2 separate regions of the Homo sapiens genome follow, and region 1 is linked to region 2. Evidence: chromatin loops called from intact Hi-C (ENCODE). Cell type or tissue: Calu3. All regions are shown on one strand. Links, peaks and the distances in the headings refer to the core of each region. The heading gives the core; the rest is flanking DNA.

Region 1 (16,218 bases), core at 3,940-11,939, 720 kb after region 2:
GCACATATACACCATGGAATACTATGCAGCCATAAAAAAGGATGAGTTCATGTCCTTTGCAGGGACATGGATGAAGCTGGAAACTATCATTCCCAGTTAACTAACGCAGGAACGGAAAACCAAACACTGTGTGTTCTCACTCATAAGTGGGAGCTGAACAATCAGAACACATGGACACAGGGAGGGGAACATCACACACCGGGGCCTGTCAGGGGGTCGGGAGGGGTAGGGAAGGAATAGCATTAGGAGAAATACCTAATGTAGATGATGGGTTGATGGGTGCAGCAAACCACCATGGCATGTGTATACCTATGTTACAAACCTGCACGTTCTGCACATGTATCCCAGAACTTAAAGCATAATAAAAAAGTTAAAATAAAAATAAATAAAACATAAAAATAAAAAATTAAGAACTTACGGTTTACAGCAAATTAGACAGAGTTAAGGTGATTAATGAATGGGAAGATAGTTCAGAAGAAAATATCTAGAATTAAGCTGGGTAAGTTAGAAAGATCAAACATACAGAAGATACAGTAAAACGTATGGTAAGATGATCTAGCACATATGTAATTGGAATCTCAGAAACAGAACAAAAGAGAGATTGGAACAGAACAGCATCTGAATAAAATGGCTGAGACTATTTCAAAAATAGATAAAAGATATCAAGAAGCCCTATTGATTCCAAGCAAGATATATAAAATGGAATTATTACCTAGGCACATCACAGTAAAACTACTGAACACTCAAAATAACAATCTTGAAAAATGTTAAAAGCAGCTAGAATAAAAATATCAATTACTTTCGAAGAAGCAACAAATGCAATGACCACTGACTTCTCAATAGAAACATCACAAACCCAATACCTTGGAATGACATCTTTAAAATGTTGAAAGAAAACATGCACCACCCTAGAATTCTACACTAAGTGATAATTTTCTTCAGTAGTAAAGATGACACAAACACGTTGTTTTAGTTATTTGTTGTTGCATAACAATATTACACAAACATAGCAGCTTAAAATAATGCATATTTATTATTTCACAGTTCATGTGGGTTGAGAGACTGGGCATAGGTTAGCTGAGCCCTCTGCAAAGCTGCAATCAAGGTGTTGTCCAGAACTTGGTTTTCATTTGAGGCTCTACCAGGGAAGACTTTGTTTCCAAACTCACGTGGTTGTTTGCAGCATTCATTTCTTTTCAGGCTGTCAGACTAAGGGCCTCAGCTTCTTGCTGGCTTTCAGCTGGAGGCTGGAGGTTTTAAACCCACGTATGATAAGAGGAAGGCTAAAAATCAATAAGCTAAGCATTCATATAAATAAATTAGGAAAAGGAAGCCAAATTAAAATCAGAGGAAGTAGAGGAAAATAAAAAAGCATCAATAAGGATACTTATTGACACTTTTTATTACTTTAAATCAATGGATAAAATTTTTAAAAGTCATAAAATATCACTGTGCATCCTAGACATAAAAATATATTAAGAAGCTATCATATACAACTTTATGCCAATAAACTTGAAAAATTTAGATGAACTAGAGAAATTTATAGAAAAATACAAGTTTATAAGCCTGACACAAGAAGAAATAGACGACCTGAAGAATAGAAAAACATTTGCAAATGAAATTTATAAGCTTTTCTACATGTAAGGGAGAAAATCTGTATTTTTACCTCATAGGTTCTTAGTTGAGACACTCCCCTGAAAATAAAAGTCAGATTAACAAGAGAAAAACCAGTAGAAGTTTATTGACAAATGCTATACACATCACACAGGAGAGGCCTCAGTTCAAAAGCACTTTTCTTTCAAGACAGTGGCCTAGTGGTTTTACTTAGATAGTATTTTAACCAAGAGCCATAAATTCTACAGTGAAAAGACAAAAAGGAGAGCATCTTCAGGCTTCCAAAAGGTGGGAAAATGTGAGAAGTTAAGTTTGTGGGAAGAGTAAAATCTGCTTCTAGATCCTCAGGCACCACTGTCTCTGAGCTGATAAGCAAGCATTGTAAAGGGGCCTATCTTTAGGTAGGAAAAGGCAGAGGGAAGAAAAACCTTGTCTATGGAAATTGTCCTGCCATCAGGCAAGCAGAGGGAGGAGCAGAGTGTCCTCCTGCTATTTAATATTCTTCAGCTCAATAATTCCCAGTATTTTAAACAGCAATATTTTGGTTTTCTTTATACACAGAAAATTCCCAAACGACTTCACTAGTACATTTTACCAAACATTTAATGAAAATAGAATGGCAATCTGTTAAAAACGATGTGACACATGAAGAAAAGGAGAACATTCCCCAACTCATTTTGTAGGCCAGCATAATCAGGGATACTAAAAATCTAAGTAGGATATAACAAGAGACATTTCAGGTCAATATTACTCAAGAACATGCATGAAAAATCCCAAATAATATAATAGCTATTCAAAACTAGCAATATGTTAAAAATATGATAGATCTGAACCAAGTTGAGTTTACTCCAGAAAGGCAAGGTTGGTTTAACAATACAAAGTTGAGCAATGTAATTCATCACAACATAATTAAGGGCAAAAATGATGTGTTCATCTCTATAGATGCTGAAAAAATTGATAAAATTCCATATCCATTTATAGGGGTAAAAAGCTCCTCTAAACAAACTAGTAATAAAAGAACTTTCTTAAACTGATAAAATTATCCACAGAAAAAAAGCTACAACAAAAATCATACTAAATTATGAATTGCTAGAAGCTTTTCCTTTATGACTGAGAACAAGACAAGTTTGCCTGTTATCACCTCTTCTATTCATTGTTGTACTGGAGGACCTTAACAGAGAAATAAGGTAAGATAGAAACTTGGAACGGATATGGAGGAGAATGAAAATAACTGAACTCTACAAATTTGCTTGGCCCTGCTTTATTTTGGGAAGGGTGTGGCTAGGACTATTTTGTTCTAAGTTTTGTATATCTTTTTTTTTTTTTAAACATTTCTTATATTTGGTTCTATGCAAGTGAAATGGCATATTGGGGAAAAAATATAAAACGATGGTTACTGGCCATTTGAATTGACTTCTGAAGGAAGGAGACATTTTGAATCAGCCTTGCTCTAGTCAATGGGGCTTTCTGAGGCTTAGTGAAAATTTGTACTTGTGCCCTATTCAGGCCAAGGTTGCTGGAATATCTTATTTTGATTTTACTATGGCTGACAAAAGGCAGAGTACAGAAAGAGTATTACTTTGGAAGATATTTTATCTGGGGCTATTTTTTTAGAACAAAATCAACGGGGTGCTGATATGTGTTTGGATACTGGAGCACTGACTGATCAGTATTGTGATTCACCTACTCTTAAAGAAAATGACATACATCTAGCTATTGCACATGCAGAAAAATGTCTAAGCCTGATGCTAATGGATGAGTAAGCTTAGCTTCAACAATTGGAATGAAAATAAAACAATTTATTTTAAGACTTGCTATTACTAGACAAGTTCAAACAACAAGGATGATCATAATAGAATTAATAAAGATCTTTGCATGGTAGACTGACAGGCCATGCAGATATGAAGGAAGCAATAGATGTAACCTACATAGACATCAATGGAGCTTTGATTATATTAAAATGATATTCTCCTCCAAAAGAGATGAAGATTTCTCTGCTATTCTTAGATATCTATTGGGAGGGTGATAGGAAGGAAAAGGTAATTGAGGGAGTCACTGGGTAGGTGAAAAGTATACTCGGCATGAATATACTTGGGAGTGGGGTCATAGGTTCTTAAGTGAATTTAGGATGTTTCCATAGATGGCGTTAGCCTTGTTTGCTTTTTAGTCTGACTCAAGTGGTTACAATTAAACACGGTGAGTGTTTTCCACTGATTTGGCTGCTATTGGGCTGCATATATGCAATGTCAAAACAACAGAATACTTTGGAAACTTTGCCAACGTGGGTGATTGACTCACACAAGCAGTTACAAAGAAATGTTTAAGGGTCTTCCATATACTGAAGAGCTGATGTTTAAATTCATCTTACTTCTCACAAACACATAAAGTGTGATAAAGCTTGTTGCTCCTGGGTAGGCAATGAAAGATCAGCAGCACACCACTGAAAAGATGTGAGTGTAGCCATATGTTGAGCATCCCTAGCAATTATGGAATGCTTTAAAATGGATAGGTATTCACATTTTGAAGCTATAAGTTTCAGATATTTATCTTCTTTGATGCAGCCGTCTGAACCAAATCTTGAGATTTGGTTTTTCCTTTTTCTTTCTTTTTGAGACAGGGTTTTGCTCTGTCACCAGGCTGGAGTGCAGTGGCACAATCTCAGCTCACTACAGCCTTGATCTGCCAGGCTCAAGCAATCCTCGCACATTAGCCTCCTGAGTAGCTGGGACCACAGGCAAGTGCCACTACACCTGGCTATTTTTTTTTTTTTTTTTTTTTTTGGTAGAGACGGGGTTTCGCCCTGTTGCTCAGGCTGATCTTGAACTCTGGTCTCAAACTCTGGTCTCAAGCAATCCTCCCACCTCAGCCTCCCAAAGTGCTGGGATTGCAGGTGTAAGGCACCATACCCAGCCAAAATTTGGTTTTCCGATGTGATTTCAGGATTCTAGATTGGGTGCTGTTTCTCCTACACTTTCCTTCCCTCAATCTCCATGTTAGGTTGTTCAGAGTATGCACTGTACAGGGTCAACACATCTGAGGAGGCACCATTCACATTGGGGACACATACAGAACTAACTTACCTGGGAGCGCTGCAGGTGAGTGTAGACATTCCAGGCCTCTTGGCTGAGTCCTGAAGCAGCAAGAGAGCGCCCTCTACTCCATAAACTTTCACTCTCTCAACTGGTCATGCACACCTCAGCAGGGCCTGCACTATCACATTTACTTGGAGATGAACATGTGCACATGGCTACGCTTTCTTCTGGCTGTACTCTGAGTATCTGGATTCCAACATTTCCTCTTACACTGAACTTCTCATGGTCACCTCATCTGGGGTTGGAGTATGTGCGCTCCTTACGTTTTATGTGCTGGGCAGGAGGTAAGTTCACAGGAATGTATGGTTTTGTGTGTGTGTGTGTGTGTGTGTGTGTGTGTGTGTGTGTGTGTGTGTGTACACAAGCAGCTGCCACCCTCAGGCCCTGGGACGATCTTCGTACTCAAGTGGAGTACATTCAAATAGGCTTTATCCAATCCCTAAAGGTAGTGTTCCCCTGATTCCTTTTCTCTCTCTCCTGCCCTTCTCTATTTTTTTACACACTGGCTACCTCTATGGTCACTGTGCTAGGCTGAAAAAAATGACATCTCTTCCGAGATATAGCCACTTCCTAAGCCCCAGAACCTGTAAATATTTTCTTACATAGTAAAAAGTGAATATTACCTTATATGGCAAAGTATGTGATTAAGTTAAAGATATTGACACGCAGTGCTTTTCTTGAATTTTCTCGGTGGGGCCTAAATGCAATCACATGTGTAAGAGAGAGGCAGAGGGAGTTTAGAGACAAATACAGTCACCTAATCTGGCCAGAGGGGTCAACAGCTGGTTGCTGTGTATGATTGTTGGGATTACACATGAATATATATATTAGCTTTCTATTGCTGCATAACAAATTGCCACAAACTTAGTAACTTACAACAACAAATATTTATTGTCTCACGGTTTCTGTGTGTCAGGACTCTGGCCGTGGCTTAGTTAGGTCCTCTGCCAGGCTGCAATCCAGGTGTCAGCCAGAGCTGAGTTCTCATCTAGAGGCTCAACTGGCAATGGATCTGCTACCAAGCTCTTGTGGTCGTTGGCAGAATTCATTTCCTTGTGTTTGTAAGACTGAGGACTCTGGCTTCTTCCTGGTTATTGGCTGGAGGCCGCCCTCAGCTCCTAGAGGCTTCCATAGCTCCTTGCCACATAGCCCTTTCCATAGGTCCACTCAACATGGCGGCTTACCTCTCCAAAGCCAGCAAGGAAGAAAGATAGCAAGTTAGCTAGTAAGATGGAGTTATATAATGTAATGTGATTATAGGAGTGACATCCCATCGCCTTTGCCATATTCTGTTGGTTACAAGGAAGTCACAGGCCCCACCACACTCAAAGAGAGGGAACCATACAAAGGTATGAACTCCAGGGGTTGGGGATCATAAGGCCACCTTAAAGCCTGTCTACTACAATACATTCATTTAAGAAATTATATGGAAAGATGTTGGTCAAAGGGTACAAAGTTTTTGCAGGATAAATAAGTTCTGGAGAGCTAATATACAGTCTGGTGACTTAAATTAACAATACTGTATTGTATACGTAGAAGTTGCTAAGAGGGTAGATCTTGAGTGTTCTCACCACACACACACACACACACACACACACACACACACACAAAAGAAAGAAAACGGTAACTATGTAAGATGATGAACATGTTAATTAGCTTGATTGTGATTATTTCACAATGTGTATGTATATCAAAACATCAAATTGTACACCTCAAATATATACAATTTTTATTTGTCAATTATACCTCAATAAAGCTGAAAATAAATTATTAAAGAATGAGAACCTTTTCCTAATTCACACGAAAGTATCACATTGGTTAGTAGCAGCTTTTTGTCCACCCCAGCACTCTTTATTTTTTTCTGACAAAAGTAGTGCTAAAATGATAAATCAAGGGACAGACATGTAGTTATTAGCTGATGGAAAGTGATAAAATTGGAGAGGATGTAATCATGGTGTAGTTTTACAAGCGTTCTTTCCATTTTGATAACTTTTATTAGAATGTGCCTGGTTTTGGAAAACAGAAATCTTAATAAATAAACCACCACAACTTAAAATATCTCCTATTGGCTCAAATTCTTCTTTTTTATCAGACAAATTATCTCCCAAACAGGTCCTATAAATATGCATTTATTACAAAGTTGTGTGTTCGTCTTAGTGAATTTAGAAAGTAGGGGTTGCTCGTTAGTGTTGATCTAGTTTCTCTGGGTTCCTGTAACTAGAAGGTATGATGAGCTATAGTGTGTTGAGTGAAAAATATTTGAAAATATTTTCTTCTTCTTTGAAATCTTGTCCATTCTCATTGGCCCAAGCAGGTTTTAGGCCTGAGTCACCACTTACCTGGACTGTTGCCAAAGACTCCAGACTTCTCTTATTCTAGTCTATGCCTCTCTGATTTGTGTTTCTCCTCAGCTTACATACTTTGTATAGTGCTTCATTCCCCTCACCTTAAATTCTGAGTCCTTTTGACTGTTCTCAAAGGCCCCACATGGTCCCCCTACAGGCCAGTTCCTTCAGGCTCTTCCTATCAGAGTGAAGGAAAAAAACATGCTCTTATATGCCATAGGTCTTTGCACATTGTTTCTTCTACCTGAAATACCTTCTTCCCTTTCTTCAACTTGTAAACTCCAACTCATTTCTTTAGTGCTTTGTTTTATGTAATTATTAACTTACATTATGAAACCTTTCAAACATAAACAAAATAGAATAACATAATAAACAAACATATCCCTACCATCTGTTTTAAAAATATTGGTATCTTGCCATATTTACCTCAGATGTATATTTCTCCAACTTCTATAGTAAACATTTTCTAACATACAGAAAGTTGAAAGAATGGTACTATAAACACTCATATACCTGGCACTGAGTTTTGACAATTGCTAATATTTTGCTTATTCATTCTCCTTCTCTCATTTCATTTATTTTATTTATTACTACCTCCTCCAACACCACATACACGTGGAACATTTAAAACTAAGTTAGGTCATTGCAGGCATCATCACTTCACCCCAAAATATTTCCACATACCTCTCCTAAGAGTAAGGTGTTCTCCTACGTAATGTTCACATCATTGCTGCACCTACAAAAATTAACAAGCATTCCCTTACTTCATGTAATACTCTGTCAATATAAATTTTTCCCCAAAGTATCTTTTTATAACTATTTTTTCTATGCAACATCCATTCAAATTTCACTCATTATGTTTGGTTTTGTTTCTTTAAACTATTTCATTCTAGAACGGTCATACCTACAATTTTTTCTTATGATACTGACTTTTTGAAGTCATCAGGACAATTGACTAAGTGGCATAATGCATAATCTGGACTTCTCAGAATCTTTCCCCATGTTTTCATTTAACATTTACTTTAGAACATATGTCTCCTGATAACTGAACATTTTCCTCTTTCCCATGACTCTTTTACCTAATGGTTTTAGCATACCTTGACGCCTGAATCAATGATATAATTAGTGATTCTAAGATGATGGTAATTTTCTAATTCTTTCAATTATTCTACATTTATTAGTTGCCATTCAGCTAAAAAGAAGAGCATTTATCACTGATCAACTGGGAGTGAACTCCAGTTTTTCCTCTAGGGTGATTACTTCATTCTTTTCCTTTAATTAGCAATTTTTAAAGTAAGTCATCTCAATTGATGGCAGATGAGTGGGGTTTTCCTTCTTTTCTTTCTTTTGAGGATTATTGTGGGCTATCTTAGTGTGGGTTTCCCCAGAAACAGACCCAGAGACAGAACTCAAGCGAAGGTAGTTATTTAGAAAGTGATTCCAAAGACACTGGTAGAGGAGTAGGGAAATGAGACAGGGAAGAGATGGAAGATAATCAGGGAGTGTTACTTAGTGGCTCACCACTGCAATTAACTAGAGCTTAATCCTGATGCAGAAAAGAGCCACGTAACACATGTGCCACAGAGCTGTCTCATTTGAGAGGTATTTATTCACCAATTTCTGTCAGTCATTCTTTGAAGACTGCTCCTAGGAGCATTAATTAGTTGGTATTATCAACTGGCCATGTGGGCAGGCAAAAGGGCTCCAATATCCAGAGAAAGCCCTCCAGCAAAGAAACACAAGTGCTGGCAGGTACTGGCACTCAGAAGTCTACTGATTAAGGGGTATGAGCAAGGCACCAACAGTTAAGGTCAGCTACACTGATTCATGAGTTTTTATTTATTAAGGGTGTTACCATCACTTATTAAAATCTCCCAAATTTGGCCAGTGGGAACCTTTTCAAGCCTACTGGCCTTGGATTCTTTTGGTACACTTTGATTAGCTTTGGGCACTTTCTAACTTTCTGACACATGATGAACCAGACTCACTTCATACTTCCTCTGTCCCAGACCTGGAATTAACCATTTCTCCAAGAAATTCTGATTCATATTATGAAGGAAACTAGGATCTGAGAGCTAAAAATACTCACTGTTACTGAGTGTGGGATTGCTTCTTGGCCCTTTGTGTGACCTAGTTTCACAAGTTCACATTGACATTCTCAATTCAAATTTATACAGAATTCTTTATTTTTAACTTTTCTTTTCTCTTACACTGAATATACTGTTTCTAGTAACACTATTATTTAAAAATTAGTATACCAATATTACTACTGAGTAAATATTATTATAATTTCTTTGCAATTCTTTTTGTTCTTACCATATCCTAATAAGTATATACAGAGTACTGTGCTCTACAATTACCTGAAATAATTTTCTCTGTCTTTCTTTTGTGCTTTCTTTTTAAACATTTTGATACAGTTATGATGATTTCTTGTCATTTTAGAGGTTTCTTTTATTTTTGAATATAGTAAAACATTTACACAGTGCATATATCAAAACACATATAAGAAAATACTCAGAAAAATCTGCCTTTTTAGTTTCCTGGTCTGCCTTTCCTGTGCTTGTTTTTGCATATGTATTTATATTTCCCGTACTTTCTTACCAAGATGGTAGACTAGTGTATATACTGTTATGTACTTTGCCTTTTCCTTTTAACAGTATATCCTGGAATTGAGTTTACTTCAATTCATAGAGATCTTCCTCATCACCTTTTAAAGTTGCATAGCACTCCATTTTGTGGCAGTAACACAGCTCATACCACTGCTGTTGAATGACATTTGGGTTGCTTCCAAATCTTTGCTTTCTCAAATAAAGTTGTAATGGATAATATTGTGTGTGTGTGTGTGTGTGTGTGTGTGTGTGTGTATGCATTTATAAATGTGCAACTTTAGAGTAGATTCTCTGACATTCATAGCCTCATCAGTAGTTTGTTGTTATTAATGCACTTGTTTATTCCCATTGTACTCATATTATTTACACTGTTGCACTTTTCCTTCTAAAGCCATTTGCCTCCAAGTTTCCTTTTGTCTAATTGCTTTGGCTAATACCTCCAATACAATATTAAGAGTAGGGGACATAGTGAGATCCTTGCACTGTTTCTAACTATAATGTGAGTGGCCTGCACTGATTCCCTATTAAGTAAGATGCTGGCTTTATTCAATCTTATTTTATCACGACAAAGGACCAATGCCTATTTTATTAAGTGTTTTAAAAGAATGGACTTCGACTATTACCAGATGCCTTATTTTTAACATGTATGGATATGTAATTTTAAAGATATATTAATATAAAGCATTACATTAATAGATTTTTTAAAATATTGCAACTTTCTTACATTCTTGGAATAAACCCTTTTTGTTCATGATATGTGAGGAGTTCTGTGGACCCGCTCCCCAGTTAAACTGCTATAAATTATAAAAAACAAACAAGCGTTTAAAGTCTCTGGGAACAGCCCTAAGGGCAAAATGAAAATGAAGAAACATTTATTCAAGATGATTTAGTAAATCAGTTACTAAAACTCAAGAAGAACTCTAAGAGTCTGTAGTATTTGTACCCTCCCTCCCTTCTCTCCGTTCGGTAACTCAGAAACTCCACTCAATACTGGTATAGCCAAGAATACAGGGCTCCTTTTTCTCCCAGCTCCCAATTGAGGGCTTACTTACTGGAAGAGGCACAAAATCACCATTTCTCATCCTGCCCTCAGCTGTCTGTTTCTGAATCTAAGCTCTGGGCAAGTACAGGTGAGAGGGAGGGGCTCCCTTCTTCTGCCCAGCCCTCACGTATGGAATGGAGTCTCTCTACCTTGGGTGTGTTGCCACTGAGAATACTAGGGCCCCATTCATCTTTAACCCAGCTCAAGGCACATGAGTTCCATGCTGCAACAGGCAAGCAGAGAAGACCTGGTTTCATCTAGGTTTCTGAACATAATTATAACGACTACTTGTAGTCTTTAATCTGTCAAATCTGACATTTGGTCACTCACAATTTCTGCTGCTTGATGTTTGTTTGTTTGGTCAGTTGGTTGGTTTGCAGTATACGGGTTTTACCTTCTTGTCTTTTTGCATGTCTTGTAATTTTTTTGTTGAAATCAAAAAATTTAGATAATATATTGTAGCAACTCTGGGAAGTAGTTACTCCTTTTCAGGGCTCATTATTTGCTTGTTTACTTGTTTAATTACCAGCAAAATTATTTCAGTGAAATCTATTTACCTCTGCAGTGTGAATCCCCTGATGCTGCTTTTCATGGAGTGCAGACTTAGATGTACCCACAGTCATGCTGGGATGACAATGGTTTTGGCAGGGCTCTCTTACTGTCTCTTTCCCTGACCCCATCCAGCAGTTGAGCTTCACTAATTGCTGCCTGATTGCTGTATATTTCAAACAATGACTTAGGATAGAAATTGCTTCCCCATAAATCCAGTGAAATCTGGGCTCCTTTGAAAGGATAGTTCCCAAAGATACTATTTGAAATTAGTTATTACTTCAGAAGGGCTCTTCAACTTTGTCTTTCCCTATTTCTCTCTGGAAAACTAGCCAGCCTACAATTTAGCTTGTTGTTCCACCTATCAGACTCCTCTTGAGTCTGGGTTGCCTCTGTGACTTTCTTTGATCAACAGGATGCCATGGAAGTGATATAAGAAATATGAGATCACCGTACTGTGAGCAAGCCCAGGTTATCCATGTGGAGATAGAGAGTTCACATAAAGGAGCATCAAGGCACCACATAATTGAGTTAATATTTCTTGGACATTCCAGCCAGCTCAGTCACCAATTAAATGCAGCTGAGTGTATTATCCTAGCCACCACATAAAACAGAAAACATTCCAGCTGATCCCTGCCTGAATTCTTGACCCACAGAATCATGAGAAATAACAAATTGTTGTTTTCAGACTCAGTGTACCTTGTCAGAAATGGAAAACTGAAATGCCCATACTGTTATAAAGAAAATCCTTGTAACTTTTTCTAAAAGTTCTAAAGTTTTACATTTTGCATTGAAGTCATTATTCAGGTGTATGGAGTCACCTGGAGCTTAATGAGCTGCATCCAGGTATCACAGACAATGGCCAAGAACAAATCAAGAGAACAGGGCTGGCTGAGTGCAGTGGCTCACACCTGTAATCCCAGCACTTTGGGAGGCCAAGGCAGGAGGATCACTTGAGCCCAGGAGTTTGAGACCAGCCATCTCTGCAAAAAAGTGAGACCCCCTGTCTCTGCAAAAAAAAAAAAAAATTAATTTTTAAATTAGCCAAGTGTGGTGGCATGGGCCTGTGGTTCCAGCTACTTGAGAGGCTGAGGTGGCAGGATCACTTGAGCCAGGAGGTGGGAGGTTGAGGCTGCAATGAGCCTTGATGTTGCCACTGCACTCCAGCCTTTGTGACAGAAGGAGGATTTGTCTCAGGAAAAAAAAAAAAAAAGAGGGCGGAAGTCCAGAAATGTATTTTACATAGCCAGCCAAGGGAAAAAAAAAAAAAAAAACCTTTAAGGCTAAAAACAAAGCAAAACCAGTTACTACTAATATTAAGAGGATAAATATTATGAATGATGAAAAAGTTAACAAAGTGAATAAAGCTTTTGTAAGTATACAAAAGGAGCTTGCATGCTTCTCAAAGGGCCTTTCTTTTGAATCTCTGCAGAATGAACTGATTCCTCAGCAGGTCATGAAAGAAAACCAGCTAATATTGATGAAGCTACAGAATTAATGGCTCACTTGTAATACAGTAGTGATGCATCTAATTCCCCCAAAAGACCAATAAATAAATGTTTTATACAACAAAAGTCTTTCTTCAACCTAGAATGCATTCACATATTATGAGGGTTAGAAATCTGAGGTTGTTTTATTATACCATTTGTTGTATAATCCACATTTTCCCCCACTGATTTGTAAGATCACATCTGTCATAAGCAAGTGGAGCAAATTGTCCAGAAATAAACTTATGCGTATATGGAAAGACCATATTTATCTAGCCATATGCTAGTACCATGCAGTATTAACTACTATAATTTTACAATGGTTATAATATTTGATATGGCAAACAATGCTGCCCCTGTATCCAGTTATTCATAATTTTTTTACTATTGTCATATGACTCTTGGGATTAGTTTGTCAAGGTTTATGTAAAATCCTGTTTGGATTTTAATCGAAATTGCGGTGAAATTATTCTCTAGAGATGTCTTGTACATATTTGCTAAGCTTATTTCTAGATACCTAATGACTATTGTTCCTTGTAAATGGAGTGTTTTTTCAATAGCATTTAAAAATTAGTTAATAATATATAGGAATGCTGTTGATGTTTGTATGTTAATGATATATTGAACAAGCTTGCCAAATCTTAAATCCAATTATTTTATTCAAAATTCTCTTTTATTTTCTATGTAAACAGCAATAGATAGAAAGGATAAAGTTTATAAGTAAAAAACAAAAAAAAAAAGAAATGAGAATAGATACGCTAAAATATGAAATGGTGTTACTTTGTGTTTTAACTTGCGTTTTCTTGCTTATTAATGAAGATGAACGTCTCTTCATTTGTTTGTTGGTCATTTGGGTTTCTTATTAATTCTTCCTTTCCTGGGAATTCCTATTCCTACTTCCTAGTCTGCCCATTCAGGAATCCTATTCCTGTTCTGACCTGAATAGAATTCAACACAGAATTATTTTATTTAAAAAAATCTGTACTGTTATGTAGGATTTTGCATACTTAATATTGCATTTATGTACATTTTCCGCTTGTAATTATCTCAGAATATGGCTTTATTTGGAGATAGGGGCTTTATTGTTTCTTGAAACAACCTTCTTTTCAGTGTGTTGATCTGCTCTATTTTTTTTGTTTTCTATTTCACTACATTTCTCTCATATTTATTATTTTTTTCTCTTCATACTTTAGGTTTAATTATATTTTTTCTAACTTCTCCATTGAATGCTTACCTTTAGTTTGAATCCATTTAATATTTTAAACAATGAATTTAAGCTACTGATTTTCTCTAACTGCCATTTTAGCTGTAGCTCCCAAATTTTGATGTAATTCTTTTGTTAAAGTTTACTTTCTAAACATTTAAAAATTTCTCTTGTGGTTTCTCTTTAACCTGAAATTCTTAGCCCTTGAGTTTCGAAAGTATACACACTTAAAAGATTCTTCAATTATATTTTATTTTTAACCCTGAAAAAAATCCCATCATTTTATTACATATGATCCACAGGTCCAGCTAATAGAATATAATTGGAAATTAAGTGAATTAGGTTTTGTTTATTAGAATTCTTAGTGGCTGCAGGCAGAATACTTCTATTTGCTTCAGTCTTCCTACTGATTTAACTGGGACAATAATAAAATATAACCTTTTTTTCTAGCAATAACCTCAAACAATCAAATCTTTCTGGCAATCAGACTGACTGTCAGTGTGCAAAAGCAATAATATACTGCCCATAACTTTACAAGGTAATTATCTGTGTTAGCATCCTAAAATGTTTTAAGCTTTGGTGGGAATTGCGTCTAACTTTGAGGAGAATAATCCCCAAAAGACTCGAGGTAGAGCCAACCGACTATTTTAGGACGAACTGTGAAGCTATGCAAAGAAATAGAACTACTTTTGATTTTTAAGTTTTTTTTTAATTTAATTGCATTGTGGTCATAAAATATGATATATAAGATATCAATTCCTCATACTTTTTGAGATTATTTTTGTGACACAGTGTTTGGTCAACTTTTGTAATTGTTTCAAGTGTACTTAAACTATGGTCTCTGTTGGGTTCATGCCATTCTCTTTCTGTATATAAATATATGTATGTAAGTATATATATATGTATATATACATATATATATACTTACAAACCGTTTTTCAAGTCTCAAACCTATGCTCTTACTTTAGTTGCTTGATCTATCAATTTATGATAGAATTATGTTTAATATTCATCTAATACTGGGCTTAACAATTTTTCCTTGTAACACATCTTGCTTTATGTGTTTTGAGGCTATATTATTTGGTGCACTTAAATTTATGATTTATAATACTGATGGTTATATTTTTTTACACTGACTCTTTGTTTTAATGTAACATTCCTACTTATCCTTAATAATGCTTTTCACTTAAATCTGTTTTGTTTAATGTTAATGTGACTATACCAGTTTTCTTTTGTTTAATGTCTTCCTGGTATAGTTTTCCCATCTTTTTATTTTAAAACTTTCTCTATGGTTTTGTTTGAGAAGTCTTTTTTATATGAAGTATATAGATGGAGGTTTTTTTTAGTATTCACTATCTTTTTGCATAAAAAGGAAGTTAGTACGTGGATTGATACATTTTTCTCTATATTTCTATTCTTTACTTATTTTGACAGTAGATGCTTTTAATTTTTTTTTACTAGTTATCCTTAACACTTTGACATATATATTTATGTCTTTTTTTAATACTGTACAGAATCATTTCCTAATTTTGGTCTTTTCCCTAACTTACTAAAGACTTTATCATGCTTTTACTACCCGTAAAATAGCACCCATCTTATTATTGATGGCTAGAGATTTAGTTTTACCATTTGTAAGAAAAATATTTTTTACGAAAAATAATGAATTATACTTTATGTTTTCTTGTTATTTTTTAACCTACTCTTTCCTCCAGTATTTATTTTTTCTTCCTAAAGAACATCCTATAATATCTCTTTTAGTAAGGATCTATGAGTGGTAAACCTTCTTAATATTTGTATATCTGAAAATTTTGTTATTCTCTCCATCTACCTTAACTAATAAATAATACTTAATCTGGGTATAAAATTATAGGTTGATAGTTTATTTTTAGCACCACAAAGATATGATCTTACATTGATTTCTAGCATTTATTGCTGATATGAATTCTGCTGACAGTCTAATTATTATTCTTTAGTAGGCAATCTTCCCTTTTTGCATGATAACTCTTTTATAGCATTTTTTCTTCCATATTTTTATTCACCACATTTATTATGTACTTGAGTAAGGATTTATATTTATTTATTCAACATGTTTCTTGGAAAGCACTTTTGATTTTAGGCTTCTTCTCTTCCTTCAACTTTAAAGTTATTCTGTTCTCTCTATAGGTCTCAGTACAGCCTCAAACTCACCAAAGATCTCACTGCTTCCCAATCACCAAATCCCTTCCAATAGGTCTTGGAGCTCATAGCCTATCATCAGTAATGTCCATTATATCCAC
Region 2 (16,218 bases), core at 3,066-11,065:
GCGTCCCCATAGCTCAGCTCTGACATACTAGTGAGAATATACAATGTTTGGTTTTCCATTCCTGAGTTACTTCACTTAGAATAATGGTCTCCAGCTGGGTGCAGTGGCTCACACCTGTAATCCCAGCACTTTGGGAGGCTGAGGCAGGTGGATCACCTGAGGTTAGGAGTTCAAGACCAGCCTGACCAATATGGTGAAACCCCGTCTCTACTAAAAATACAAAAATTAGCCGGGTGTAGTGACGTGCACCTGTAGTCCCAGCTACTCGGGAGGCTGAGACAGGAGAATTGCTTGAACCTGGGAGGCGGAGGTTGCAGTGAGCCGAGATCACGCCACTGCATTCCAGCCAGGGCAACAAAGGGAGACTCCATCTCAGATTAAAAAAAAAAAAAAAGAATAATGGTCTCCAACTCCATCCAGCTTGCTGTGAATGGCATTATTTTGTTCCTTTTTATGGCTAAGTTGTACTTTCTTTTTTGTAATTTCTCAGGAAATTTTAAAAATATTTTAAACTAATCTATTTCTGTGTTTAGTGTCCTTACATTTAACTATATGCCTATATTTATTTTATCAATTTATTTCCCTTTAAAAGGGGAACTAGTAATACAGGTAGCAATATTTAATTTTCTAACCCAAATTAGAAACTTAAATGAAATCAACCTGCCATATGGCATTAGAATGACTATTATTTTCCTAAAAAGTTTGGGCTCTCCAACAATAGTAAAGCAAGTATCCCACCAGGGTCTGCCTATCAGACTGGTCAAGTAAGGGAAAGTTAGGGAAGCTGGTTCAAGTGGTCTGTTTTAAAAATGATTTTCCTGTAAAGTATTATTTTACTACTATTTTTCTTGAAGAACTAGGAGAACTTTTCATTCTATCTGTATCTGAACTTAAAAGATCTAAATTTAAGATTTCGTTTGCTCGAGAGCATTCAATAAGGATTTTTTTTTTTTTTTTTTTGAGCTAGGGTCTCATTCTGTTGCTCAGGCTGGAGTGCAGTGGTGTGATCATAGCTCACTGTAACCTTGAACTCCTGGGCTCAAGGGATGCTCCCACCTCAGCCTCCTGAGCAGCTGGGCTACAGGCACGTGCCACCATGCCCAGCTAATTTTTAAATAGTTTATAGAGACAGAGTCTCGCTATGTTGCCCGGGTTGATCTCGAATTCCTGGCCTCAATCAATCTTCCTGCCTTGGACTTCCAAAGTGTTAGGATTACAGGTGTGAGCCACTGCACCTAGCTCAATAAAGATTTTGATCAACACCATCCAATTTAAGTATAATGTAAGCCATGCATATAATTTTAAATTTTCCAGTAGCCACATTAAAAAAGTAAAAAGAAACAGGTAAAATTCATTTTGATAACATATTTTATCCAATTCAATGTATACAAAGTATTATTTCAACATATAATCATACTAAAATTAATAAAATAAGTTACTTTTTTTGTACTATTATCTCTGAGATCTAGCATGTATTTTTACACTTATAGCAAATCTCAATTTGGTCTGGCCACATTTTAAGTGCTCAATAACTGCATGTGGCTAGTGTCTACCAAATTGGAATGGTGCCACTCTAGATAAGTTGACTTGCTTTAATTCTTATCCTCTCCTGATTGTGAGTTCTGTAATTCTTACAGATATTTATAATGTCAGTCATTCCAAAAAGAATCTAAATTCAAACAGATGTGTTTTTAAAAAATACTTTCACAGAAGGAAATCCTATAGCTTCTTTTAATAACCCAAATCCATCATTTAATAACTAAATCTGGAATTTCTTCACTATTGTTAATCTAATGCAAACTCTGAGACTTTAAAGTGCCCCTCTATAAGTCCTCATTTGTTACTGTAATAACCCTGCATGACATACATGTACATATACACATACATATATATGCACATATATCTCCCCATTTTACAGAGGTAGAAACTGAGGTCCAGGGCTCAATGATATAAATCACACAGCTAGTAAGTGGAGGAAGCAGGACTAATAACCAAAGCCCTTTGCTCTTTACATCACACCACAGTGCCTCCTGGGTCTGCATAGTTTTTATATATCCTAAGATCCAATCACACAATAGTGCTAATATGGTAATACTGACTTGAATGACAGGCTATCAAGACTGTTACAGAACCGGCTTATTTCAGCTGCATTGTAACTAGTGATAGTCAGAAACTAGATACTGCGCTTTTCCTAACAAATATACAAGTATTCTCATTCATTTCCAAACAATGTCTAGGTTGTGTTAGAAATTCAACAGTTAAACAAAATTCGCTAAGAGCTGACCTGGACTCAAAATCAAAATAAAGAATATTCTAATCTAGTCATAGAAAGAACTAGGACAAGTACTAATGTGTTCATTTCAATAAATATTAATAACAAAATAAGTAAATGAAAGTCATTATTGACTCAACATATTTTTCCTTAGTGTACTGAAATGAATGACCAAATGATACTTTAAGAAAGGAATCCAAGCAGAACCTTGGAAGGATTATAGTAGCAAAGTCAATTTCTGCTGCTGGGTTCTACCTTTATCTCATAATCAAGTTGAAGAATAAAGATCCCAGCTGCCTTTGGCAACAACACAGGTCAGGTTGGCTTTAATGAGGCTATCTTCCTCATTGACCTTCAGGAAAGTTGACCTCAGCTAGTGAAGAGTAGAGGCCTAGACAGGCCACCATAGAAATCTGGGTCAACTGCAAACTCATAATTTCTTTGATTCTTTTTTACATGTTTCACTACTAGCTCTATACATTTTGTTGTCTTTTTTCACACACACAAACAGAAATCCAAGCACCTTCTAATTTCTTTGAATTCTTGCCCATTGAAAAAAAATTCCTATGGCCCCAAATATCATCATCAGGTGAATAAAGAAAGGAAGCAGCATACCATTAATTCAGTGTTTGACTGATGTGAAAATTTTCTTAAATAGGCAAATGTGTATTAATTAGAAATCAATCTTAGCTGCATTAAGCATTTACAAATTAATGGGGTTTTGTTAATATATTTCCCAAAGAGTTTTCAGTTCTGATAAGTGTAACAAATTTGTATATGACAAAAATAGAAATACAATGCTCTAAGTTTGTCTAAAAGGTGCAATTGCTCTGTTGCTTTTCATTTTGGGAAATGTAAACCAAAGGGGGGAAGATCAGGGCATTTGACTATTAGAAAAACCAGACACCTATTTCAACATGGTATTCCTTACTTTATACAAGAAAATTAGAGAAATATCAGTTTATAACTCAATTACTTTTCAATATTAAAGTCTTAAAAATCATACATGTTAGAGCCCGAAGGAACTTTGTGGGATGACAGAATGCATACATTTGTCAAAACTCACTGAAGTGTACAATTAGATGGGTACATTTTATTGTGCATACACGTTCTTCAATAAAATTTAAAAAGCAAACGAGAAGTTACTGAAATAAAATGGGAATTCAACTAATATGTCAAAGAAAAAAAATGTTCTTCACATACCTGTGCTTTATACTTTCATAATTGTGTTATCTATAATTTACTTTCTATATTTATTAACTGATAGCTGAGGAGCTCAACAAGGACACGTTGACAGGATAGATTTCCTTACCACCCATTTCTCCCCCAAATCTTCTTCCAGGATGGGGCCAGCCCAGGAAATACTGACAGCAGGGCCAAAACTTTTCCCAGAAAGCAATTTGTGGTCTGTTTCAATATGTAAAAAATGAATGAGGTAAAAATTCTGTACGGCATAGTGAAATGATTATCTGAGGTTTTTTTTTCTTTTAATAATATGGGTTTCCCCATCCAGCTACAGAATCCTTTTGTCAACAAAGTCTCATAAAAATAGTATAAAACAAATTTATCGTAAAGAAATAACTACCAATATGTGATACTTATTTGAAAAAGGACCAAGAAAAATGAGTTAATTGTTTTGATAAATACTTTGAAATCACAGATACTGACAGCCCTCCTTGATTTTTCCCTGAATAGCTCTTTTGCCATTTCATCAAATTTGGAATGGGCAAAGCATAAGTTTCCTTAAAAACTGACTTAGAGACGAGGCACGGTAGCTCGTGCCTGTAATTCTACTAGCACTTTGGGAGGCTGAGGCAGGTGGATCGCTTCAGCCCAGGAGTTTGGGACCAGATTGGGCAACATGGTGAAACCCTGTTCCTACAAAAAATACAAAAATTAGCTGGGTGCGGTGACGTGTGCCTGTAGTCCCAGCTACTCAGGAGGCTGGGGTGGGAGGATCACCTGAGCCCGAGAGGTGGAGGTTGCAGTCAGCCAAGATCATGCCACTGCACTCCAGCCTGGGAGACAGAGTGAGATCCTGTCTAAAAATAAACAAATAAATAAATAAAAATAAAAAATAAAATAAAACTGACTTAGAAGCAAAGGCATCTAGTATCTGATTCACACACAGTTGAGTGTAACTGCAGCAAGGCAGGATGCTCAGAGCCAGTGAAAACAAACAGATGGAAGGAAGGCGGGGCCTTAACTCCTCTTCACTTAGGAATCATTTGTCATTTAGCATTGATGACACAATATTATGGGAAAGAAATACAGTAAATACCTTATTTAAGTCATTCTAGATAATGGTTTATTTCATATAAGTGACTTTTCTGGACAGGGTACCAACCTGTCCTGGTTTGCCTGGAACTTTCTCAGTTGTGGCACCGAGGATCTTTCCAGGTTGAAAGTCCTGGGTTCTGAGAACCCACCCTCATTCCCAGGCAAACCAAGATGACTGGTCACCCTACTTCCACAGATCTGGCATCTATCCTTTTAAGCACTAACACATTCTGCTGGCAGGCAGTTATGATATAATAGATAGGGCAATAGACTTGTAGTCAAAAGACCTGTCTTTCCTGTCTTCATCACTTAGTAGCTGCATAACCTTAGAACATCTGTTTCCTCATTTGTAAAATAGAAAGAGTAAGATAACAACTCCTATACAGGGTTGTAGTTAGGCCTGGATGATTAATAAAGTATGTGAGAGTGCACATGCACAATAAGTTTTGTTTTCTTTTCCTTTCATCATTTTTGGTGGAAATCATTCTATGTTTAACAAATGTCAATCAAACCGAGTTTGACACCAAGAAGGCAGCAATGTGAACATCTATTAGTAAACCACACTGCTATATATAGTGTAGTTCTATGCCTACTTTAACTTTGCAGTTTTTCATCTACAGTTTTTTGGGAAATCACATATTTCGTAAAAAACCTCAAGATGACCATAGGGTTATTTGGGAAAAAAACTAGACACACTCAAAATGTTTAATAATAAGGACACTAGTTAAGAAAAGTAAAACAGAACCCATGTAGCTGTATGTGTGTGGCCTACTGATTACCAAAATTATTAATCTTCCAGACAGCCCTTGGAGTCATCTTCACACCATCTACCACTTCTCCTCTACTTCCTATATGCAGCTGCCAAAACCTGTCCATTCTATTTCTGCAACACCTGTCAAAACTATCTTTCCCTTACTGCGGTTACCCTAGTTTCAGCCCTCAACAATTCTTGACTGGATCACAGCAAAGATCTTTAAATGGGTTTCTTTGCCTCTAGTTTCTTCTCTTTAGACTCATTAAAGTGTCATCATAGTTTTACTCTAAAACAGATATTATATTATTCCAAAACCTTCACTGAGCTCCATTCCATACAGCAAGACATTATAATCCCTAAGCATGGCTTTGAAAGCCTTCCAAAAAATCTTTTAAGTCCAACAACTTAACTAGGGTTCACAGACCTATTTAACAGTATAACTGGAAATAGAAGCTAGCTCTCCGGCTTCTTAGTCAAACAATTTAGCTCTTGTTTTTTTTTTTTGAAGTCACACATTTATACATTCCTTTCCAGTAGCTTCTTCCTTCAGCCTCCCTGACCCCAATCCTGAACCACCCGCAGCTTGTGCACCGGCCCCCTGCTCTCTGTCCCCTGACAAATGTTGTTCCCTCTGTATGATACTCCACGTGCTTCCTTCTCTGCCTGGTAAACCCCTACTTGTTCATCAAGATCCCACTTAGACGTTGCCTCAAAGTTCTCTTTAACAATCTCCCAAGCTGAGGGAGGCATACCCTGCTGCAATCTAGCAACCGCCTCCATAGATGCCTCAAGATCTTGGCATTTACCAAATCATTCCACTGCTGGTGATTTCCATTCCTGCCAATCCTGCTAGAAGGCAACATCAAGCATACAGGACCCATTTACCCAACTTAGACTCAACATCTATTATACATCTCCTGTCTCACATCAAAGTGTATGTATCACTGAATCAGAGAATGTTAGAAACAGAAGTGACAGCAAGACAGTCATCATCACATGCTCCTCTCTATCCTCAAATTTTACTCAGAAGGAAAATGAGGCCCTAGTAAGACATGCCCGAAGTCACACAGATATTTCATAGCAGAACTGGAAGATGAACCCAGGTCTCAGATTCCCAATCTAGCAATCTTTCTGTTACCCCATAGGCTGTGTGGAAGAGGATACTAAAAATGCCAAAACTTCAAGGAAATCTACTCCAGGTGGCATATCACAATGATTAAAGACTTCTCAGAGAATGACCAAGAAATGCCATCTACTTGCAGATAACTGGGTATGAATGTTAAAATGGAAAACTTCAAGGTACTACTACTACTGAATGCACTTGTTTTAAACAAAAGTAATATATGCCTAACTTTTTATGTCACTGGATGGTTTATATACTATATTATTTAATATTATAAATTACACGTCCCCAAAAAAGTTTCACTTGGAAAGAATATTTAAGATTGTAAGTTTTAACAATTTCTTAAATCCATTTATGTATGTGGATATTGTCTTTGGTTAATTATTCAGGGGTAATTTTATTAGGTTAAATGATCACAATTCCAAAAGCAGCATGTTTATGCAAAGAGCCTATCTAATTTTCTTCCACTAGAGGGAACTAAAGATCATATTATAGCTAGCTGGGCACCCAGCGTTTCACCAAGGTCTCTGGCTTTAGACAATATTATTGGTCTCAATAATAAAATACAAAGATGAGATGATTATTTGCCTTTAATGTGTCTAACAACAATAACCATCAGCTAACATTTACTGAGTACTTACTATGAGTCAGGCTCTATTTTAGATGTGTTGACCCATTTAACCTCGCAATAATTCTAAGGGGCAGATGATGCTCATGTTATATATGAATAGACAGAGAGCAGTTAAGTAACTCATTCACAGAACTAATAAGCTGCGGCCAGGGGCGGTGGCTCACGCCTGTAATCCCAGCACTTTGGGAGGCCAAGGCAGGTGGATCACCTGAGGTCAGGAATCTGAGACTAGCCTGGACAACATGGTGAAACCCCGTCTCCACTAATAATATAAAAATCAGCTGGGTGTGGTAGCACATGCCTGTAATCCCAGCTACTTGGGAGGCTGAGGCAGAAGAATTGCTTGAACCTGGGAGGCAGAGGGTGCAGTGAGCTGAGATCATGCCACTGCACTCCAGCCTAGGTGACAGAGCAAGACTGTCTCAAAAATAAAAATAAAAAGAACTAACAAGCTGCAAAGCAAAGATTGGAACCCAGGTAGAACCAATAAGCTGCAAAGCAAAGACTGGAACCTAGGTAGTCTGGCCCCAGAACCTATGCTCTTAATAACTCTGCTATATTGCTTCTTAGGTCTACAATGACTCAATTCTGAAGATGAACTTTATAGGTTAGCTATTTCTCTGAATTAATTCTAAAAATGGAAATACAAAGTCTTGATTAAAATAAAGCTCAATCAAGCAAATTTCCGTAATAAAATCATACCTTTCAAAAAAATCTTAGGTTTCAATTTCAATTCAATTTTCAATTTCAATTCAGTTTTCAATCTTAGTCCTTTCAATTTAAGTCACTTGATTATATTTGTGTAAAACTAGTTTTCTATTAAGACAGAATCATTAAAAACACAATGACAGCCAGGTGCAGTGGCTCACGCCTGTAATCCCAGCACTTTGGGAGGCTGAGGTGGGCAGATCACTTGAGGCCAGGAGTTCAAAACCACCCTGGCCAACATGGTAAAACCCTGTCTCTACTAAAAGTATAAAAATTAGCTGGGTGTGGTGGCGTGCGCCTGTAATCCCAGCTACTCAGGAGGCTGAGGCAGGGGACTCGCTTGAACCCGGGAGGCAGTGAGCCGGTTGCAGTGAGCTGAGATCACACCACTGCACTCCAGCCTGGGAGACAGAGCAAGACTCTGTCTCAGAAAAAACCCAGAAAACCCCCACAATGACTAGGTGGGACTTCTGGAATGGCTGTATAAAGGAGCTCAGGGATATCTCTCCCCTGGAGAGACATATATTTAGCTGGTCAAAAATCACAATCATTCAAAGTCCCTGGAGACTGATCAAAGGGCTTACAACAAATAGAGAAGCATTTATTCAATAGAATCTACAGAAATTCGATAAGAACAATAAGAGGCTGTAGCATTCGAGATAGGGACCACACAGGGACTGCACCTGTCCCCCCACAGCTCTGTTTTGCCAAAGAACTGTTTTAAGGAGTTCAGCAGCTAAGGGCAGATCCGCCCCTTGAGATGGAAGAGCTACTCGGGGTGGATTTGGCAGCTAGTAAACATTGGCAGATCCCATTTTCCACGGCTCCATGCTGTGGAAGGCCTATATAGAGCAAGCGGCAGAAGCTGATGGCAGCAGCCATTTCTCTCCCCTGAACTCCAGCTAAAAACAGAGGAATCAGGTGAGGAAGCTGGTAAACAGTGTAGTCCCCCCTGCCCACACAGCTCTGTGTTGTCAAGAGAGCTACAGAGATGTGTTTGGCAGCTGAGTGGCAGCTCCCATCTCCTTCAACTTCCTAGGGTGAAAGAACTATTCTGAGTACTTTCAGCACCTGGTGAACACTGACAGATATCATACTCCCTGGTTTTGAGCTGTGGAAGATCCACACTGAGTAGCAGCAGAGGCAAAAGGAGGCACAGTTCATACCTCCTCCTTCCCGGCAACACAAAAACCCTGCTTCAGAGGGAGGATCTGGGTGGAACAGCCAATGAGGAGTGAGTTCCCCATTTTCCCCAGCTCCTACTCTATAGTGCAGAGATTCTGCTCAGGGAAGGGTATAGCAAGTCTCAAAGACTAGAAAAACTTGTCCCTGACAAGGGACTCAATGTTATTTTATTTTTATTTATTTTTATTTTTTCTTTTCTTTTCTTTTATTATTATTATACTTTAAGTTTTAGGGTACATGTGCACAATGTGCAGGTTAGTTACATATGTATACATGTGCCATGCTGGTGTGCTGCACCCATTAACTCGTCATTTAGCATTAGGTATATCTCCTAATGCTATCCCTCCCCCCTTCCCCCACCCCACAACAGTCCCCAGAGTGTGATGTTCCCCTTCCTGTGTCCATGTGTTCTCACTGTTCAATTCCCACCTATGAGTGAGAACATGCGGTGTTTGGTTTTTTGTCCTTGCGATAGTTTACTGAGAATGATGATTTCCAATTTCATCCATGAAGGGACCCAATTTTAATTGGATCAGACTATGGAGCAATTTATACCACAAGGCATTGTCAAAAAGAAGGGAGCAATCAGCTATCGATTGGTTAAGTTTAACACCAATAGAGGTAGCAGAGAAATGCATGGATAAGGACCACACCTGTCCTGAAGAGGGACATCAGAGGTTGCACTGAACTAGTCCAGCAAGTAACTAAAAAAGAATAACCCTGGAGTGGAGGAAGGTGTCAGTATCCACAGTTGCTATAACAAAGTGTTAGGAGACATGCAAAATGCAGAAAAGTGTGACCTTTACAAAGGAGGGGAAAAAAAAGCAGAAAATAGAAACTGCCTTTGAGGGAGCCCAGATGTTGGAATTAGCAGAAAAGACTTCAAAGCAGCTATTATAAATACTCTCAGCTGGTGACTAAGAGCAGCAGGAATACTTAAGCAGGCTAATTCCTGTGAGATATGGGTCTCTGATGGTCAACTTTGGCTCAAGGACTCCCAATACGCCTTGCCAAAACATCCTTGAAACTGCACCTTGGTCAAATAATTTCCCCACCCAATCCTCCTCTTTTTCTTCCCTTTTTCCTCCAACGGGGTCAGACCTGCATGACCTGTGATGGCTGTCCCAGCCTCCTCCAGCTCCCTACCATTCATTTTCACTCTCAATAAATTTCTTGCACATCAAATCCCTTCTTGACATCTTTTTGTAGAACCTGAACACAAGCTTTCTGTAGAACCTGAACACAAGCTTTCAATAAGGCGAGCCAGTAAGAAGCACGCTGATATGCCTGTCAAAATGTCCCTAAGAAAGGTTTAGCAATAGGAAGCACCAGGTATCTTTGAGGGCAGGGTTGCATGGTGGAGCAGATAACAGGAGGACTGGCTGAACCTTTATAGGTATGCAGTATGACCTTGGATATCTTTGGCCAAGCAAATTATCCTTACCCCACTTTTTGGAGACTTTGGACACCAGACCCCTAGCTCACGTCAAACTGAAGTGCTGTACTCAAACAAGAGGATTAACTGGAAAGTTCCATGTATTAAACATGTTAAAATAAAGACCCTCAGCCTTTATCTCTCAGAACCACTGCAGTCAGACTTAAATGCCCCTACGTACCCTTTCTCCCCCTAATACACATACCCTTAGCCCAAGGCAGAAGATCAGAAGATTCTTCTGTCAAACTGACCTGCTTAAGAACAAAAGATCTACAGATAACGGATATCCATAAGGCGCTCAAAAAATGGCCTAGTCTTTGTCTGATCACTGATAATGAATTTACCCATATACAGAGTGTTCCCAGGCACCTATTTAACACTTCCCTCTTAATATTTTTCTGAGGAAACTGTTCCCTGTATAAGGCAAAGAAAATTTCAAAAATATACTACTTTGAGATAGATAAGAATATGAAACCTATGAAGACAAGAGTATGAAACTATATAATAGTTTAAAAGAAAAACATTCAGAAAAAAGTCCTTGAAAATAAAAAATGAGAGCTAAACCACGAGACTCAAACAGAAGGGTTAGAAGATCAAGTTGAAGAAATCTCTCAAAGTAGAGCAAAAAGATAAAGAAAGAGGAACAGGAAAGAAAAGGTTAGAGATGAAGCCCTACCTTATAAGCCCTTATGTTATTTGAATCACAGCAACTCCTGAAAAGAAGAACAAAGAAACTGGAGAAAAGGATGTTATCTAAGAAATATTTTAAAGAATTTCTAAACTAAAGAACAATGAGTTTCCAGATTTAAAAATATTTCTAAGCAATCAGTATAACGACTTTTAAAAAGGCCCACAGTAAAGCACATCATTGTAAAATTTTAGGGCACTGGGGTAAAGAGAATATCATTAAAGCTTTGGGAGAAAAACGGCCAGGCACTGCCCTAAGTGCTTTACATACATTATTCAATCAATCCTCTCAATAACTGTAAGGGCAGGTAAGATATTATGCCTGATTTTTAGATGAGAAAACTTAAGCACAGAAGGGTTATGTGATGTGCCCATGTCACACACAGCTGGTTAAGTGTGATATGAACCTAAGTAGTCTCGTTGCATCATATAAACTTTCACCCATATGCTATATATTTTCAAAATTGTCACCTAGAATTCTACACCCAGCCAAACTATCAAATTGTAGAGTAATATAAAGACATTTTCAGGTATCTCAAAAAAGCACCTCTTCTCAGAAAGTTACTAGAGGGCATACTTTATCAAAATGAAGAAGGAAGCCAAAAAAACCAAAAAAGCAAAAAAACAAGAAACCTAGGGAACAAAGACTCTAGCACAGATGAAAGGCAAAAGGAATTCTCATGACGAGCCCAGCAGGCCAGGACAGCAACCAACTTACAATGAAACAGATGAAAGGCTCACAGGCAGGGGGCCCTCTGTCACCAAGAAAAACAATGAATGTGATAAATTATCCAATGGGGTTGAATGTACCGAGGAAAGTTACACAGTTTAGTGGGACAGCCTAGGGATAAATTAGCAATAATACATAAAATAACAAGCAATCGGGCTGGGCACGGTGGCTCACGCTTGTAATCCCAGCACCTTGGGAGGCCGAGGTGGGCACATCATGAGGTCAGGAGTTTGAGACCAGCGTGGCCAACATAGTGAAACGCCATCTCTACTAAAAATATTAAAAAAAATTAGCCAGGTGTGGTGGCACGCTCTTGCAATCCCAGCTACTTGGGAAGCCGAGGCAGGAGAATTGCTTGAACCCAGGAGGTGGAGGCTGCAGTGAGCCAAGATCACGCCATTGCACTCCAGCCTGGGTGACAGAGCGAGACTGTCTCAAAAACAACAACAACAAAAAACTAAGCAATCAAAGAAATGAGTCAATGATTCACCCCAGATATAACAATAAATTACACAAGAAATACAATCATATTATATGAATAACTGAAATATGAATATTATAAAAATGGGGAAGGGAAAGTAAGTAGGGACCAGGAAGTGGGGTGGGAGGGTAGCAACATAAAACAGCTACATCTTTCATAGCAAAAAGGCAATAACTGATGATATCTGAAACTATGAAATCAAGAAATAGTAATATATGTTGCTGGTTACAGAAGAAACAGCAAAAATGCTTAAAGTGGTGGAGTTGGAACAAATTAGGAGAGACACTGCTTTTTTGTTGTTAGAAGTAGCATGATTTGACTTTTAAAACCATGTGCTTACATTACTTAGATAAAAGTAAAACCCAACCATATAAAGAACCAGAATAGAACTTTCTATATGGTCCACTAAAAAGCATATATTTATGATAATTGGCCAGGCGCGGTGACTCATGCCCACAATCCTAGCACTTTGGGAGGCTGAGGTGGGTGGATCATTTGAGGTCAGGAGTACGAGACCAGCCTGGCCAACATGGTGAAACCCTGTCTCTACTAAAGATACAAAAATTAGCCAGGTGTGGTGGCGGGCGCCTGTGGTCCCAGCTGCTCGGGAAGCTGAGGCATGATAACTGCTTGAACCCGGGAGGCGGAGGCTGCAGTGAGCCAAGATCACACCACTGCACTCCAGCCTGGGTGACAGAGGGAGATTCCATCTTAAAAACAAACAACCAACCAACCCTCAATAGGTCACATTCTCCCAAGAATTCCCCATGCCATATTGAGCTCTGAAATTGGGGCTGTGTTCAAACATTTTCTTACATAGGTGCCACCATCTGCATATTTATTTACATGCCCATACATAGAGACACACACATTAAAATAAGAGAGCAAAAAAACCTTAAAGCATGAAAGACAGAAAACAGAGAGAGCACAACTGTGAACTACTGTCCTTAGAAATCCCATCTTTCTCACTAAAACTACTAAGGTGACACCAGGGACATGCTTGCTTTGTAAGTAGTTCAACACAGGTCCTGGCTCTCTTCTTTTTTGGGAAGGGTTATTTTACATGCTACAAATTATAAAGCTCCCTGTCGAGGGTAACAATGCTGATGTAATTTGCTGGGGCTACAAGAGCATATCACCACCAACAAAAGCAAGCAAATTCTAGCTGTTTTATTTCTTGTTTAAACTTCATTTATTTAGTCAATTTAGTGTTTGTTCTCTATAATAACAAAAAAAAATGCCTTTTGTTAAAATAGACACTTAAGCATTACCTAATGGTGGTAATACTCATTCAGGTCTGGGATACTCTAATAAATACAATGCTCTGTACCGCAGACTGATGGCTTTCCTACTTTAACGTAAGCACTCATTTTATACTGTCTCAATTCATAAGGAGCTTGATGCACTGTTAATGGAGTACTAAAAAACACAATTAAAATGGCCTTTTCTTGTTTTATTTCTTGGTTAATTACAATGTTCAAACAGACTACTGGAAACAACTCCCTTTTAAAATTCTCAGTTTTGCCCTTTTTATCCTTTGTTTTAAAAAATATGGCATGGCTCTCATTAATGTCATTAGTTGCAATGCCTGATGAGAGAAAATGCTGACTTAGTGAACCTGGAATCAATTTTCTGAATTAAAAAAGGTTTTTTTGTGAGACTACTTCAGGAATAGTATTTATTTTCTCAGAAGCCTTCACTGTAGGAAATGCTTTAAGTAGTACAGTAGGTGCTAGATTACCACATCTACATTCATGTAGTGAAATCATATGAAACTTCTTGAACATGTTCCTTCACCGCTTTTCAGCCATTTAACCTTACTGCAACCTACAATTGTATGAGGAAGCATACAAAGACCTGAGAAGTTTCCTTCTCTAAGAAAACTAGACAAGTAACATGTCTTAGCTTTATATTTGTGGATTTAGGGACAAGGGTTACGCTTGACTAAAGCCATACATAGTGTCAGGAAAGAAATTAGAAAACCTAGAGAGCAACTGGGGAAAGGGGAAAGAGAAAGGGAAGGGGGCCTTATATGCAGAGTTCAAGAGCAACTAGGTTAACAGCTCCAGGATGGAAGAGCCAGGAGTAGCCAAATGATAACATGGATAGGCTTCAGGGCCACTACTGGAGGACAGGCAAAGAAAAGGTAAACCCAAGGTGTAACCAAGATGACTTTAAGGAGAGACACCATATTCAAAGATGCAAAGTCAGACTCAGGACCCTGAGAGACGGAGTGCCCCTAAGAGCCAACAAAGAGATAGGAAGGACAATACCTAGCACAGATATACCCACTCCCGTGACAAAGTACCATAGGTGAGCTGCTTTCAATAAGTCTAGGCTAGTACCCCCACAGCCCCAATGCCTAAGTCTTCAAAGAAAAGTTCAGCATCTTATGAGGTACAGACATTAAAGAAATAAGAAATATTGGAGAAGAGTACAGATGTGAGTGAGGTACAGAACAGGAACCTGTTATAATGATAATGGTTGGAGTAATATTGGGAATAAAGAGGTGCCAAGTTTTTAAAAGGATGGTATAATTACAGTAATTTGGACTGTCTGGTATATTCTGACTTTAGAGTGACTAAAATTAATAGCAAGTATTTAGAAATAGCATACATTCATATGATGTACTTCTCTGCCTCACACTTTACAATCATATATCTAAGTATTTTAAATGTTGGGACGTGTTCCTAGACTGCTTATAAATACTACTGAAATGACATTAAATATAACAGAAACAATAGATGGCAAAAAAATTTTTACTCTGTTCTCTAAAAAGGAGATGGGTAAAAATAAAAATAATTGTTACTGGATCAGCTACTGTGAGAGGTACACATTTGTAAAAGTATTTTAAAATTCTGTAAGTTTCTTGAGGGTGAAGACTATATGTTGTTCATTTCTGTTTGCCCTACAATGCTATGCACTACCCGTGACAGATGACACACACAGTAGACAATAAATGTTTATCAAATGAGATTTTGAAAAATTTAAATCCAGTGGAATATCCTGGAGCTTTAAAAAGAAAAAAGGACAATCTTAATACCATGCTATTGAGTGAACTCCAGAGTATCTACGACTTAATAAAACAAGAAGATGTAGAATAGTGTGTAGAATATGCCACCTTTTATCCAAGGAAGAGGGAAATGTGTGTGTATGTATGTGTATGTAAAAACACACACAGCTACAATATTTACAATTTTAAAGCAAAGACAATGAGTATAAACTGAAAGCTAATGAAAATGATTACTTATGAAGGAGGGTGGGAACAGGGATAGAAAACATACTTCTTTGAAAATATTTTCTTTTATAGTTTGCCTTTGGAACCACGTAAATGTTTTACATGATTATAAAAAATTAAATCACAATAAAAAACCCCCAAAAATCAAAATAAAACAATCTAAGAATATAGGAAGCTGGTGGCTAAACTGAAAAGAGACTAATTATTTTAGGTAAATTTTTCTTAAAAATCTTTTTATTTTGAAATAATTTGAGACTGAGAACATCATTGACTGTTTTGCTTTTATAAACCTAGCCACCACTTTTCCAGTAATGTAATTCTGCTCCCATGGTACCTTATCATTCTCAAACAACAACAACAACAACAACAAAAAACACCCCACTTTAATGTAGAGTTACAATAAAAAAAGATGGTCAGTGACAAGGTTCCCAAATGCTCTTAGATTTCCAATCATATGCAGATATAAGGAAGATGCCATCAGAACCTACCCATAAATGTTGCTTAAAAGATGTCTGACTTGACCATTTGAAGTAAAGAGCAGTGAAAATGTGACCCAAGAAAGACTGCTGTACAAAACCTGAAAATGGCCCCCAAAGCATTGCATCCCAGACACTTAGTACTGAAGCTGATTCCTTAATTGTCCCAGCTGCTCACCCACTTCAAAGCAGCATACTATGGTATCATAGTCTGTTTT

The links. Peaks named below come from ENCODE experiments on the same cell type or tissue, not always from the same donor. Only the 100,000 strongest peaks of a DNase experiment are listed, where the experiment ranks them.
Region 1: it touches region 2 in a loop (5-fold over the local background); 3 of 110 quality-filtered maps call a loop at or near these places.

The regions. Positions count from the first base shown.
Region 1 is chrX:42,512,800-42,529,017 of GRCh38, forward strand. It overlaps the pseudogene LOC112268309. Among named protein-coding and RNA genes, the nearest start is that of PPP1R2C, 260 kb to the right of the region's middle. In Calu3, for the core only: no CTCF peak of the experiment used is centred there; a DNase peak (open chromatin) is centred at 7,052.
Region 2 is chrX:41,791,349-41,807,566 of GRCh38, forward strand. The region is part of intron 2 of CASK (calcium/calmodulin dependent serine protein kinase); the gene reads right to left. Among named protein-coding and RNA genes, the nearest start is that of GPR82, 75 kb to the left of the region's middle. RefSeq lists an enhancer at 11,533-12,074. In Calu3, for the core only: a CTCF peak has its summit at 6,882 (motif pointing right); no DNase peak of the experiment used is centred there.